Regions from separate parts of the Homo sapiens genome. Here region 1 is linked to region 2. The links are chromatin loops, found by intact Hi-C in ENCODE. Cell type or tissue: heart left ventricle. All regions are shown on one strand.

Region 1 (8,000 bases), 330 kb before region 2:
AGAAAATGCATATAAAGAACTTAGTGCATTGCTTGCCCATAAGAAACATTAACATATAGTTATTATTTATTACTGAGGAAGTTGAAAATGAGGCTTTATACAGTATTAACACAACTGTGTCTCTTAGAACAAATTTGAGAGCAAGCTGTCTAGGTTAGGGCAAAGCTAATTTGCAAAAAGAATAATTCAGACCAAAAAGGAAATCTTTCGAATGAAAAATCCAGAGGACTTGAAGCCTAAATGAATGAACACCAAGATTCAATAGTCTTTTCCCTCATTCTCTCATTCTTTCTCTCCTGTTGATTACCTTCTCTTTGTCTTCTTTTCCCTTGGCTTCCAATGAGACATTGTTCTCTGGGTCTCCTCCCAGAACTCTGATGATTTCTCTTTTTCCTTTCTTTCACTCCTGAAATGTATATGATCCAAGTTTTTGCCCTTAACATTTTCACTTCTCTTTCTCAACTACCTTATTCCTTTGAACAATCTATTCAATCCCCTGTCTTCAGTTGACACTTCTAGAGACATGGCCTCCAAACCTGAAATCCAGGCCAAGTTCTCTCTTTTATATTTCAGCTGTGTATTTCCAGTTGCTTCCTGAAGCTGTCCACATATCCCATCTGCCCTTCACACTCAGTATATTTTCCCCCTTCTCCCTTCATCCAGCTCCTCCTCTTGACTTCTCCAGTTTTACTAATAGTGTGGCCATCTTCCAGGGCATCAAGATTTAAAATTCTGGTATCACCTCTGTATTAATCCATTCTCACATTGCTATAAAGAAATGCCTGAGACTGAGTAATTTATAAGAAAAGAAATTTAATTGGCTCATGATTCTGCAGGCTGTACAGAAAGCATGGTGGCAGCTGCTTCTGGGGAGGCCTCAGGGAGCTTTTACTCATGTCAGGAGGCAAAGTGGCAGCAGGTGCTTCACATTGTGAAAGCAGGCGCAAGAGAGAGACAGCAATGTGCCATGTAGTTTTAAACAGCCAGATCTCCCAAGAAGTCCCTATCAAGAGGGCAGCACCAAGAGGATGGGAGCTAAACCATTCATGAGAAATCCATCTCCGTAATCTGATCACCTCCCACCAGGCCCTGCCTCCATTACTGGGGATTACAATTCAACATGAGATTTGAGTAGGGACACATATCCAAACTACATCAAGCCTCTCACTTTTTTCTCTTATCCTCCATCCCCAAGTTTTAGCTAAATTCTATACATTTCAATTCTGCAATATATTTCTAAATAATTCTTATCTCTGTTAACCCTTCCTCTGTCGTTTAGTCCTTATCACCCTTCAACTATGATATTAGAAAGGCCTCCTATAAGTCTCTCTCCCTCAGAATATCCTCCAGTCCTAAACCACTTTACAGTATATTCTTCCTGCTCACAATTCTGAATAAACTACTTGCCTGCTCAAAAACATTCATTAGCTCTTCACTATCTATTATAGAGCCAACCCCCTTTTCTCTACCGTTCTCAAGCTCCTATGACATGGCCAATATCCTATTTTTCCAACTTTTTTTCTGCCTACTCTTCTTAATGACTCCTCTACTCCAGCCCAATTGAATGACTTGCTCATTGCAATCTATACTCTGACATTTTTAACATCACAATTTGTTCACACCTTCTGCTCTCTTGAATTTCTTTCCTCATCTCTGAAGAGAGCTTTATTTCCATCACATGTGCAAGTAACCTCTCATCCCCTCTGACTTTCTCAAACCATCCACAATTCTTTTGCAATACTTTTCATTTTATACTTTCTATTCTAGTCATTTGGGTATGTCTTATCCTACATACGAACTGTAAGTCAATAAGGACAGGATCTATAAATGATGCAATTTTGTATCCACCATTATCACCAGCACAGGGCTTTCCACATACTACCTCATCAACAATTTATGTTGATTGCCAAAATAGTTATGAAAAGCCCTTCTTTGATTCAGTTAGCATAAATTTAATTGGCAGTTCAGGATCCTATTTTCCTAAATGAGAGTACAGCATCACTGAAGTATTGTATGGTCCTTGCACAGCCTACTGAGAATTACTGTAAAATAAGCAGGGAGACATTGCCACAAAAATGCATTCAACAAAACCAATCGACACAAGCACAATCTTGGTGGCAAGATGACACAAGAGTCAAGGAAATCCCACAATTATCCTTGCAAAAATCTCTCCTCACAGCTCTCAGCTCTAAATGCAGCATTAATTGGTAGCATTGACAAAATTAATTTGGCAAATCCCTCTGAAGCTTGTTCATTTAAGCTTTCTGTGATACTGTTGGGTTTTAGCCCTTAATTAAATTTATGTGCTGATATGTTAAATCCTTTTCATTTCTGTTTAACCCCCTATTCACGGAGGTTTTCTTCCAATATCATATGAAAACCTAGCTGAATCAAAAAGCAAAGTTTACAGAAGACTGTAGTTTTTCTGACTTTCTAGTTGCACTTGTAGAATTAGAATTTGAAGTCTATATAAGAAATCCCAAATGGGGAAATTAACATGCAATTTTTCCTAAGCATCTCCCCGTGCCTGAAGGGCTGAACTCCAGTTCCTGTGTTTTGATGAATTACATTACAAATTAGCCCAATCATCTCACTATCAAATTTGCAGGTTTTATTCCTTCTTTGGAACTTACAGAGATTAAAAATAAATTTTAGTTTCTTCCAACATAGTTTCCAAATTTACTGCTCCTCTTTCCTTCACATCTGACACTAAACCAAGCCAAAGGCAGAGTACTCCCTCCCTGGTGATGTCCCTGCTCATCCATCACGCCTTGCTGATGCAATCCAGTTCCATAAGCTGTCTTCGGGGAGCATGGGTGGCCAACAGAAATGAGCCCATGAGTGAATGGAAGAATTGTGTAAGACTCTGTCTTTTGTGTAGGGAAAGTGCCAGGGCATGTTTGCCAGATCTCCCGGATGCTTTGTGTGGATAGTTTTAATCTCCTTTTCAAACAGAAGAAGTCAAGTTCTTCCTTTAAATATTTATTTCCACAGTTTTTCTGTCTTTGTTTTGCACATAAGCTTAATTTATGTGTACCTTTTAAGATCTTGGTTAAAATATTCTCCCGAAAGAATACTAGGTTCATACTAGGGAAGTAGACACATAATGAAAAATTATCCAAAAAGCTTGGTTAACTTCTTTTTCCCAATATACACACTTTCTATTAGCAAAGAAACTAAGCTAGACTGAAAATAGTGTTCAATTTGGTTTACCTAATTATTCAATTTCCATTTTAATTTTCCTAGTAAAAACTTCATCATAATGTGTATTCTGTTGTATTTCTAACACATTAGCACATCTATAAGATATAGATCTATGTAGATTTCACTTTCAAATATCACATTTTGACTATATAAAAACTAAATGATATTTAGAGAGGGTATTTGATAATATAAGGTTTTACTTGCACATTTGGTAAGTGTTAACTTTGTTATTGTTTGAGTTTTCTTTTAATAAGCTGTTAGCTATGCAGCTGGGAGCCCTAGCAGATGCAATTTCTCCTTCAACAGGGACAAAAAGCAGCTAGATGCTCTACACAGGCATTGGAAAGGTCATCCAAAGCATATTTTAAGAGCCTCTATTAGTTTTGCAGGTTTTTGTCATGCTGAACCTTGTGCTTGGAGATAAAAAAATTAGAGATTTTTGTTTTACTGGTCAAAGCATTCACTCCTCTGATACAGACAGCACCAATAAGGGGTGGGTCGATTTGCGTGAGGAGCCAATGATTTTCTATAATAGAAAGGACCACAGTCCTATTACCTGTCACCAACTTCCTCTCCATAAAAGTCAGGGTAGATTTAGATGGCCTCATGAGGCAACGATGAACAACAAGACTCCTAAAATACAGGTAAAACAAGGGTAGAGAGTGAAGGGAGAGAGCAAGTCCTGGACTGAATCAGGGCATCATCTGTGCTTCTGAGTCTCAGGGTGTGGTAGGCATGAGAATACACCTGGTGGGCTTCCAACCACAAAAAGTGTGTTTGACTGAGGCCCCAGCCACCACTCCCTGAAACCTATCCCTGCATTTGTGCCATGGCCACATCTCTCATAGGCTGCTTCCTGCCAATGACCTGTCTCCAGGGGACGTGAGACTTCTTTTTGGCTGACTTGGCTAGAGAACTCCCCTAAAGTTTCCTGAGACGATATAGAAATCTAGGCGGCTTGCAGCCAACCTTCTCTCCCTCTCTCCTTCACTTGAGGTCAGACTAGCATCACATTCTGATGACTGGCTCAACTCTCTTCCTACTTCTTTTACATGCAGGCATTTCCTCCTAATAAAATCCTTGCCTGTTTTGTTCCATCTTAGCATCTGCTTCTTGGAGGACTCAGATTAACATGCACAGTACAAGTGCTGAACCTGTCTTGACCTACTTCGAGTCATTTGTGTCCCAGGAACTATTAGAATGAACCTTATGAAACTGCCAACATCCAACCATTGGTGACTTACAAAAATAACAATTTCATATAGTTCAACCTAATAGTAGTGCAGAATGCTGACAGGGTTGAAACACTGGAGACTCAGTTCTCTAAAGCACAGAGTTTCTTTGAGACTGAAATAAGAATCTACATTCCTTCCCCTGAAAGGGCTGAATCTGGGACAGTTAGCCCAGTGCCTGAGCTCAGGATAGCTTTGACCCAGGAAATCTGATGCTTTCCATTGCCCATGTTTCCCTCAGGATACAGCTTGGCTGCTTAATCAGCCTTACTCACTGGCTTATTTCCACTGGAGCCCAGCTCATCGTCATGACTCACCTGAAAGATGATGGACATCAAAACTTGTCCTGATTCTCTCCTGTAGGCAGCCTTTGCCCCCATGGAAATGCTTTGGCTCAGGAATTGATAGAACTTTGACCTTGAAGGCACTGATAAGTTTGTGGGGAATTCTTTTTAAAATCAGAGGCAGCCTAGAAACTGGGGGAGTCCACCTTTCCAGAAGCAAGCAGGATTGATTCAGAACTCAGAATGACTGCTGCACAGTGGACTCTGCACCACCTTTCTTGTTTCCAACACAGCCCAGGAAGGCAGCTTCTACTCTGGAGACAGGAACCCTCTGCCACAGCTGGCATACTGAACCAGGAATAAATCAGAGAATTCTCTTCCACTTTCCAGACCACTGAAAATAGGGACTCATAAGAGTATAAAAGAAAAATAATTGGACCTTGGAGGGGAATATACTGGACTTCTTGCTCCTATTGGCCATGGTAGTCCAGTCTGGCTTGACTAGGGCACGCAACTTGCCCCTCAAATTCAATACGCCAACTACACATAGTAAAAATGTTAATAGTAAGAATTTACCTTTCAGTGAAGAAATTAATTTTCACAATTATTAAAACTAATTCAAATTGTAATTTAAAGTATGAAGATTTTTCTATTCAAATATCTTTATGTTTCTGAAACTTTAGCTTGTAAAATTAGGTAACCACGTAACTTTTATTCTCAAATGCTATGAGAAAAGTCTTGCTTTTTCCCCAATAATTTCCTTTTTATTAAAGAAGAAAAATAACTTTACATGCAATTAATTTGAGAGCTTTAATATAAAAAATAGCCTTCATTTACTGAGCACTTACTATCTGCTAAAATAAAGCTAGGAACTATTGAATACTAGAGTTCTGCCAGTAGTTCTGACTCAGTGCTATGAAATGAATAGAATAAAATCACTATTCCTTTTATACTTCATATGTTTCTTCTATGCATATTGTATATTTCTTCTATGCAACTTGAAACACTGCCATCATATTTTGTATTGCACTTTACATAAACATCTCTAATTTATCATAAGCCTTTCATAAACATTATTTTTCCATTGTGTGGACATTATGTTTAACCCTTCCTTATGTTTAGACACTCAGATTGTTTCACATTTTTTTTGCCTCAGCTCAACATATAATCATTCTCAAGAGTAGAATTACTGGGTTAAAGATTACAGTAGTCCCCCTCTTATCCACTGGAGATAAGTGGATGGTTGAAACCAGATATAGTACAGAACCCCATATATACTGTTTTTTCCTATACGAACATACATATGATAAAGTTTCATATAAAAATTAGGAACAGTAAAAGATTAACAACTATTAAAAAAAAGAAAAATTATAACAATATGCCAGCATCACTACTTTTGCACTTTGAAGCAATTATTAAGTAAAATAAAGGTTATTTGAACACAAGCACTGAGATATCACAACAGTCAATCTGACACCAAAACGGCTACTAGGTAACTAACAAGTAGTGTCTACAGGGTGGATACACTAGACAAAGGGATTATTCACATCCCAGGTAGGACAGAATGGGATGGCAGAAATTTGATCATGTTCCTCAGAATGGCTTACAATTTAAAACTTATGAATTGTTTATTTCTGGAATTTTCCATTTAATATTTTCAGATTGTGGTTGACCAAGGGTAACTGAAACCACAGAAATTAAAACCTTGGATAAGGAAGGACTACTGCATTAACATTTTTAGACTCAATATGCATCTTCAAATTTATTTTACATTTTTATCAGCAGCATATGAATGTTCCTGTTGGAGACCTTGAATAATGTGGGAGATCATAAGATATTCTTCAGATAAACATCTTTTCTAATGTGAAGTAAAAAATGGTATTTCATTTAAATTTCCATTACCATACCAATAATATTTGACATTTTTCACAACTTTGTTAAATAATGTTTATCTCTATTCTTTAGAGTAACTCCAGAGTTCTTACTTTCAAATGCTCAAAAGTCATCTCTGTAATCCTCTTGAAAATTTTCATCAGTTACTTCAAATAGACAGGCTTAAATAGGACTGTTATCTATTCTATATCACTTAACTCTTTTGCCTCAGTCTAGTTGCTGTAGTGGAATTTACTTTAATAAATGGACCAGGATATTTACATAGTTCTCTCTCTCTCTTTCTGTGCATGTGTGTGTGTGTGTGTATGTGCATGTGTGTGTGTGAGAAAGAGACAGAGAGAGGCTAAACTTTAGTCTTCTCTCAAATCATAGGAATCACTGACTTCTGTCACAATCATAAGTAACTCATAACTAAATTTATTTTCCTTCTCAAATTACATTATCCTTGTTACTTCTCACATTTTCCATTTTATCCTAAAAGTTTCTTACATCATTATCACCAGATATATAGTAAAAATCCCCAATATTAAAAATTAACAAACCATGATTCAAGTTGATTTTTAAATATTTTCTCCCTAATGATGTATGTCTTGGTGAAGAGAATTTGATATGGTAGTTTTTTTTTTCTAAGATTAACTAACTCAATTCATTCTCTCCAGATTGGATTGGAAGTTGGATGAAACACTATAAATCAATGTGGAAAAATAATTTTGCCAAATTTCAATCTCAATCAGTCTCCATGAAAACTTTATCCTTTTGCTGTTTCAATATATTTGTATGGTATTTTTAAGTTGTTAAAAGTTTATTTATTTTAAAGGCTCAATGGGCTTCCTGGATGCCAAATCACTTTTTAAAAACATTTTGATGATACAAACTAAAATGAATTAAAAACACATGGAATCACTGTTCTCTAAAATATATGTGTTTTCAAAGTTTAGAGAAAGAGGGTGGGAAGAGGTGCTTGGCAGCATGTTTGGGTTTTAGAAAATCCGAAATTTTTGAAAAATTGTTCCAGATGTTGATGAACCCCTTGGTTCCCCTAAGTTTCACCCAAACCTGCTATAAATAAAGATAATTATAAACAGCAATAAACTAAGGTTAAGGCAGTATGTAACGGATGCCATAGGAATCATAATTAATTTGAATTAACTCTGAATTGAATTTAGCCACAGATAATACAGATGTGGATGGGTTGTAAATACCATTAAGAAAAGTAAAGTTTTACGTACACTTACATAAATGAAATAGGAAAATAAAAACAGAACTATTTCACACAAAAAACCTGACAGCATCCTGGCATTTCATCCTGGCATTCAGAAGCTCTCATTATCTAGCCCAGTGGTTCTTCAGACAGGATGATAAATATCCCATGGAGGATGTTTGGAAA
Region 2 (8,000 bases):
CAGTAAGGTGTTGGCAACCCTCACCTAATCTAGAAAAAACAAGTAACTCAAGAGAAACTAGATATAACTGTTAGATGCAAAGAAATAACTCAATGCAGATTGCTTCTGAGTTACATAATAATTTGATAACCCGTTTCATTATACAGGGCTCCAGAAGAGTGACTTCAAGCCTTAACCCTGTTGAGTTTTCTGCTTGCTATTTCTTGTTCCCCACCTCTAACAATGGCTTAAGATTGAGACAACGGTTACGAAATTGTAGTTAGTGACAGATAGAAAAGATGATTATCAAGTTCAGTGGTTCCCAAGCTGGCTGTGCATCTGAAGCATCAGAGAAGCTGTTGTAAAGGATATACATTGTCCCAGAAATTCTGACTTAGTATGTCTAAGGTGCTGGGGAGCTCTACTGAGCTGATTACCTAAAAAGGTAAAGTAAATAGCAGAAAGTAGCACTGCTGAGGAATTCAAAGAATAAATCAGATGGCCTGTCCCCAGTTCCATACCTTGTTGACTGCCCAACACTGCCCAACACTGCCTCTCAATGGAAAAGATGGATTCTAAAGATGCCTAGCTGCGGGCATTTATGAGCACTTCTCAAAATGTGGTTCAAAAAACTAGTAGAATTTCCTTGAGTGCTTATTTAAAATTCAAACTCCTAGCTCCCATGCCAAAATTAGTAAATTGTGATCTGGGGGTGGGACCTGGACTATGCATCTTTAAACAAGCTCCCAGTCCATTGATTCTGTGGCACACTGATGTTTCAGAACCAGCTGCAGCCTCAGGTGGCCATTATGGTAAACTCAAATGCCTAAGCCACTCTAGAAAGAAGAAGAGACTTCCATCTGACAATGAGGAAAGACAGCACAGGGCTGCCGTCATCAAATGACCAGGAATCTCTCAGTGACTCAGGCTCTTCTTTCGGGCTCTTGGAGGAACATGAGCACCAGTGCGTGGGTCACGCAAAGACCTGGAGCTCTGGGCTGCAGGCTGCACTGCTCTGGCCAGATGCCTCCTGGCTCCCAGAAGCCTGGTTCTCAGACACCAACATTAGCCTTTCTTTTAAAGAACCCCTAAAATCACCTTCTAATAACCTCGAATATAATTTTTAAATCATAGATGCAAAAACATTCGCAACCAAATGTGGTATATTCACACAATGGAATATTATTCAGCCTTTAAAAGAGAGAAAATTCTGATATATGCTACAACATGGGTGAGCCATAATAACATTATGCTAAGAGAAAAAAGCCAGTCTCAAAAAGAGATCCTGTATGATTCTGCTGATATAAGACTAATCAACACCACAGAGATAGAATGTACAGTGGCTGCCAGGGGCTGGGGGGTGGGAGGGAATGGAGAGTTATTGTTTAATAGGTGTAGATTTTCAGTTTTGCAAGATGAAAAGAGTTACAGAGATGGATGGTGGTGATGAATGCACAACAATATTAATGTACTTAATACCACTGAACTGTACACTTAAAAATGGTTACAATGGCAAATTTTACGTTATGTGTATTTTACTACAGAAAATAAAAAATGGAGGGAAAAACCATTTGCAGGCCAGGCACAGTGGCTCATGCCTGTAATCCTAGCACTTTGGAAACCCAAGGCAAGTGAATCACCTGAGGTCAGGAGTTCGAGCCCAGCCTGACCAACATGGTGAAACCCCATCTCTACTAAAAATACAAAAATTAGCTGAACATGATGGTGCACACCTGTAATCCCAGCTACTCAGGAGGCTGAGGCAGGAAAATCACTTCAACCTGGGAGGTGGAGGTTGCAATGAGCTGAGATTGCACACTGCACTCCAGACTGGTCAACAGAGTGAGACTCTTTCTCAAAAAACAAAACAAAACAAAACAAAAAAACCATGTGCAATTATTTGAGAAAACTGTCAACACCAATCAAGAGATAACATACCTAGAGATAAGGTACCTAGAGAACTATATTGCAAAGAAATGAAAATAAAGGAATGTCTAACTTTTAAAACACATTATCTTCCTAAGGTGTATTTTCAAGTCAATTATTAAATCAGAACATATTCCCACACTCAACTTATAATGTACCTAAAGTATAACGGCCCTATAAAACACACTTCTATGAAAAGATGTTACAGCTAAAATATACCTCTGCCCTCTGAGAGGAGGGCTTGGTGCTCTAGACAAAGAAATGATGAAAAAGAGCAGGGCAATCAAAGTATGGCAGAAGTAGAAGACTTGGTCACATTCTCAAGAGAAGAAGTACAATCCCCAAAGTAGCAAAGAACTATTCACACTAGAATATGTGTGTCAATTAAGCACACGTATAAGTAGCACAAAAAGAGCCAGGGCTCTTACTAAACTTTACTGATTTTAAGAGGTCTTAAACATTATAATCATCAAGAGTTTCTTTGCAATTTGATTAAACTAGCATTGTAAAAAAAAAAAAAGTCTATGTATATATTGAGAACTTATGATGTCCCACCATCATATGCTGAACAATGACAGAGATAAAACATAAGATGGAAAACCAAGGTGGCAGGGTAGAGAGAACCTTGGATTTGGTGTCAAAAGGCCTGAGTTCTAATCCTAGTTTGGTAAGTTGTGGGACATTGGGCAAATCACTTAACTAATCCCCCAAAACATTTGTTTCCTTTCTTGGCCAGGCACAGTGGCTCATGCCTGTAATCCCAGCACTTTGGGAGGCCGAGTAGGGTGCATCACTTGAGGTCTGGAGTTCAAGACCACCCTGGCCAACATGATGAAACCGTCTCTACTAAAAATACAAAAATTAGCTGGGCATGGTGGTGCATGCCTGTAATCCCAGCTACTCAGGAGGCTGAGGCAGGAGAATCGCTTGAACCTGGGATGTGGAGGTTTCAGTGAGCCGAGATCACACCACGGCCTGGGCAAAAGAGCGAGACTCTGTCTCGAAAAAAAAAAAAAAGAAAGAAAGAAAAGAAAACTAGAAATCATACTAGACCAAAATAATTACTCACCATTACTATCATAAAAAACCTTGAAGGTGAAAAGCAATACAATACTTGAAGGGCAAACAATTTAGATTAATCCAGAAAGGTTAACACGGTATCATAAAGGACTTATTCACTCTTACTCTACAAACAAACATGTTATTAATACAAGTGGAGAAATGCCAAGGAGCCGTCAAGTATGTTTTACTTAAAGGATCCTTTTCCTGACCTAGGACAAAGGGTAACTGAAGAATACCACTTTCTGATTACCTGTATAGTCATTACAAATCAAAGCTCTGATAACTCCGGTAATTCTTAAAGAGATTGTCCATCAGTGGGAATACTCATATCATTCCATATTTTTTCTACAGACAAAATGGAATTTCAAAACTCTCCCAAAGGCTGTGTATGATGGCTCACACATGTAATCCCAGCACTTTGTGAGGCCAAGGCAGAAGGATTGCTTGAGTCCAGGAGCTCAAGATCAGCCTGGGCAACATAACAAGACCCTGTCTCTATGAAAAGGAAAAAAAAATTTTTTAACTAGGCAGGCGTAGTGGCACATACCTGTAGTCCCTGCTACTCAGGAGGCTGAGGCAGGAGGATCACTTGAGCCCAGGAGTTCGAGGCTGCAGTGAACTATGATTGTGCCACTTCACTCTAGCCTGAGTGACAGACGACAACCCTGTCTCTTACAAATTAAAAAATTTAAAAAATACTTCCTTTTTTTTTAGCCAGAGTATCACTCTGTCGCCCAGGCTGGAGAGCGGTGGCATGATCTTGGCTCACTGCAAGCTCCGCCTCCCAGGTTCACGCCATTCTCCTGCCTCAGCCTCCCGAGTAGCTGGGACTACAGGCGCCCGCCACCACACCCAGCTAATTTTTCGTATTTTTAGTAGAGACGGGGTTTCACTGTATTAGCCAAGATGGTCTCGGTCTCCTGACCTCGTGATCCGCCCGCCTCGGCTTCCCAAAGTGCTGGGATTACAGGTGTGAGCCACCACGCCCAGCCAATACTTTCTTGAAAATAAATATTTTCCTTCCCTGAGTTTTATATTGAGAATGGTGACTGCCACCGAAAAGTAAAAATATAGTCTCTAATGGTGGGCTATTTAAATAATAAATACATTTCCTCTATGTTATTATTCACTACTAAAAGAAAAGGGGTTTAATAACAAGAAATATACAGTCCTTTAATGCTGCGCAGTAGTCAAAGAAAAACAAAAGCCAGAGACCAAGGCCACAGTTGCTTCTCATAACATTTCCTTGGTTATACTGACCCCTGGTGGTTCTAAAAGGGCTCTTTTTTTTAAGGGGCTTATTTTTTCTTAGCTGAATGCCTCAAATTAACATACCTCAAATGACAAGTACCTGATCAGTATACTTGTCTTCAAAAAGATAAAGATGCTTTATAGAATATACAAAAGGGAAAATTGCATTTGGTTCAAGACAAATTATTGCTATATAGTTTTCACACATTCGTTTTAAGAAAATACTGCTTTCTACTTACATGCAAAAGCACTGAACTTGGTCCCAGGAATAGAGAGGTGAGCAAGACCAGAAGGTCACCAGCTTTACAAAGGCTACTGTCTATCATGGACCACTAATTAAAAGTGAGATGAATGAATTAAGGGAAGCACACAGTACTATGGGAATGTCTGGAACAGCCAGGCCACTTTAGAGAATGGCTGCAGGTTAAAAGCAAGTAGCGAGAATAAGGAAGAAAAAACATTCTCAGCAGAGGGAACAGCATGATGAAAGGCTCTAGAATGAGACAGATCGGTGAGTTTAAGAAACTTAAGGGACATAAGATGTCTAAAGCATAGAGTTCAAGAGGAAGGGCGGCACTTTACAAGACTGAAAAGTTGGGCAAGGGCCAGATCCTGCAAATGCTTTTCATTTTTTAAGCACCTAAATTTCCTTAAGAGCATTTGTTTTCTATAAAAGCAATATGACAAGCCAAGTCCACAAACCACAACATGATAAATCCTATAAATCTTTCAAAGTATAATCTCACATCTTCTGCAAAGTCTCCCTCTGCTATTCTATCCCCCTCTCTTCTGGTACTTATTCTGTCCACCATTCAATGAACAAATTAATCCCTCAGCGCCTGTTATCCAGCTAAAACTGCTCTTGCTGGTCATTGTGCATAGGTGGCATCTGAATGGACCAAAAATGGACACCTTGACCCAGGGCGGCCCACCCACAGGCTGCCAGCCACCTGTGCAGAGGCTTGCTTTAAAGATTCTGGGCATGATGGTTATTTAGCTAAGCTAATGGAATCAGAAGAACTGAAGAACACCTCAAAGGTTGGCAGAAGAGTGAAAGGAGAACAGAGCAGACCATGGGAGACAGAAGGAGCAGCTGGCCCCAAAACATCAGTGCTTGTGCTAACAATAAACCCTCTTTATCACCAAGCTGGACTGAACACCTTACAATTCCTCTGCTATTGCACTGCCCTGTGTTTGTCTGTCCCCCTTATGTCATTTAATTTTTATCATATTGTTCATGTCACCATGACAATGACCTTTGAAAATGGAGGTCATATGTTTACCTTCTTTGTATTCATCACAGCCATAAAGTCCTTAACACATACTGGGTTGGTGGGTGGGTGGGTGGATAGAAGGATCGATGGATGGATGGACCAAAAAAAGTGATTCTTAAGAATTTAAGTGGGAACTGAAAATAATATTCAAACTACTTTAAACTCACAACGTGCTTCCTAATCTACACCGCCATCATTCTCCACATGCTCCAGTAACATCAACTTCTCCCAAATCCCCAGACACATAACGTTCTCTTCCATTTTCCCTACTCCCACACAAATTTTTCCCTATTTTCTAAGTTTCACAAATGCCTACTCTTTCCACTTTCTCTACAAGCTCAGATATAAAGAATTCCACTTCCCCTAGAACTCATCACATCCTGCTCTAGGCTGCCATTTATAACAGTGGTTATTATTACACTGTTATAAGTAAGGAAATAAGCAAAGACCTCACTGAAAATTGTCCATGACTTTAATGGTTATGCATTACATTGTTCTCTAACAGTATGAGCCCCTTTCATAATATTGCCTCAAATGTTCTTTAAAACCACATCATACATTCATTCGGTAGAGCTTCTGCTACCTTAAAAAGAATAATATTGGTAAACACATCATACAAACACCCATAAAGATGCAGGGTGGCCATGAAGCAAATATTGAGAGTCCATTGTGCCTCCAGCACTGTTCTCATTCATACAGGTCAATTCACACACGAGTCCCACCTACTCAAGGCTCAGCAACAATGCTTAGAATAAGCTACAATTTCATGCATTTCATATTACATATCTTCCCCTTTAGATACAGAAAAAGTTGATTATATCTTATATGTTTATATGTCACATAAATATAGAAAAATATAAAGGTTTACATGTTATATACTAAATGACCAATTTATATCACATAAAACAGTTAAGTCTCATTGCTTTTTAAAATTGTTTCCATCCCATTGTGTTTATGTCTCATTCATTCCAATGAATGCCCCCCATTTAGATTTATATGCCATTTAATGCCCTCCATTTAGATTTCAGAGCTATACAAGTTGGCAGCAAGTAAAGGCAATAGGTGTAGAAGCTAGGGAAAAAGGATTGGGGAATAGCAGTCGGTGTAGCTATTTAAGTCACTGTTTCTTAAAACAAAGATAAAAGTAGGTTAATCTAATCACTCATTAGGAGTCATTATTCTAAGGCATAAAATTTGCCAAATAATAGCTATGTGTTCATTACTTAGTTTTAAAATAATGCATGAAACAAATAAGTAAACATTGTGTACTAAAATGTCAAAATGTTTTAACCTTTAAACATCATATCATAGAAAAAGACAACAGTTATGAAAATTCTAATATGTTAGAATGAAAGCTAAATAAACCCTTGATAAACATCATAAATTAAAAATAAACCGTTTAAATTGTCTAAATGTTCACATTAATTTTTTTCTCTTCATTGTATAAATGACTTTGGAGATTTTCCCCCACCTGACCTAATTAAATCACTTTAACATTCCCCCCAAAAAATATATTTATACTCACATTCACTTGAACTTGAATAGACCAGTCACCAAGTATTGGATGGGAAGATAGCTGAAAAGTTTTGGAAATGACTCCAAGATCACTTTGTTGTGACAACCACTGTTGGATCAAATTTGATTTGGGGTCCTAAAATGAAAACCAGACATGTAAGTATGTAGAGGCTGCCCATGTGCATGTGTATCCTATCAGGTTAGGAATAATGCCTTGCAGCATTCCCACCCAGGTCCAGAACTTTACTCCAAAATACGGCACAAATATGGCTGGATGGCAGGATGTGAGGATGGAAAGAAGGAGACACATTAGAGATATATTAACCTAACAAAGTTAAAAGGTCTGGAAATGTGAGAGAGGAATCTAGGATGACTGCTGGAATGGCTTGGATGAATGCTGCATGAACATTTTGGAAAACGTAGGCTCTATATTTCTAAAGAAGACAAATCAAAGTTTATTCTTTTCTCATATTTCTCCCAAGTTCATCTTGATTCTGCTCCACCTTTTAATTCCTGGCACCCTATTTCCTTCTACATGAAACACTACAACATGTACGTCACCAAACCCCTGGTGGCGGCGGTGGTGGTAGTAGTGTTAAAAGAAAATTTAACTGTAGAGATAACAGGCCCCATTTATTAAAGGCCCAATATGTGTCAGGCACTCTGCCTTATCTCTAATCATTACAATTCTCCTTTAGGACATGGTTATCCTCACTTTATAGTTGAGAAAACTGATGCCTGGAGAGGGAGGTACGCATTCAAGTGACTGGCATGACTCAATATTACAGCACCAGTGCATGATGAAATTCAGAATCCAAACTCATGTCTGCCTTTTAACTCAACAAAAGCATATTAGAGAGATGTTTAATCACGGATATACATGGAAAACACTTCATTCTTCCTATAACCTCCCAAACAACAATCCCTTCATGCAACATTTATCCAAGCCATTCCAGCAGTCATCCTAGATTCCTCTCTCACATTTCCTGACAT

Evidence for each region. A loop is a pair of places that touch in the nucleus more often than their neighbours do. Peaks named below come from ENCODE experiments on the same cell type or tissue, not always from the same donor. Only the 100,000 strongest peaks of a DNase experiment are listed, where the experiment ranks them.
Region 1: it touches region 2 in a loop (3-fold over the local background); 5 of 110 quality-filtered maps call a loop at or near these places.

The regions. Positions count from the first base shown.
Region 1 is chr6:74,070,329-74,078,328 of GRCh38, reverse strand. The region is part of intron 1 of LOC101928516 (a long non-coding RNA gene); the gene reads right to left. Among named protein-coding and RNA genes, the nearest start is that of CD109, 380 kb to the right of the region's middle. In heart left ventricle, no CTCF peak of the experiment used is centred here; no DNase peak of the experiment used is centred here; H3K27ac peaks cover 2,199 bases.
Region 2 is chr6:73,735,526-73,743,525 of GRCh38, reverse strand. CD109 (CD109 molecule) reads right to left here. Exons shown (of 33, transcript NM_133493.5): 5 at 7,018-7,143. Among named protein-coding and RNA genes, the nearest start is that of CD109, 43 kb to the right of the region's middle. In heart left ventricle, a CTCF peak has its summit at 4,223 (motif pointing left); no DNase peak of the experiment used is centred here.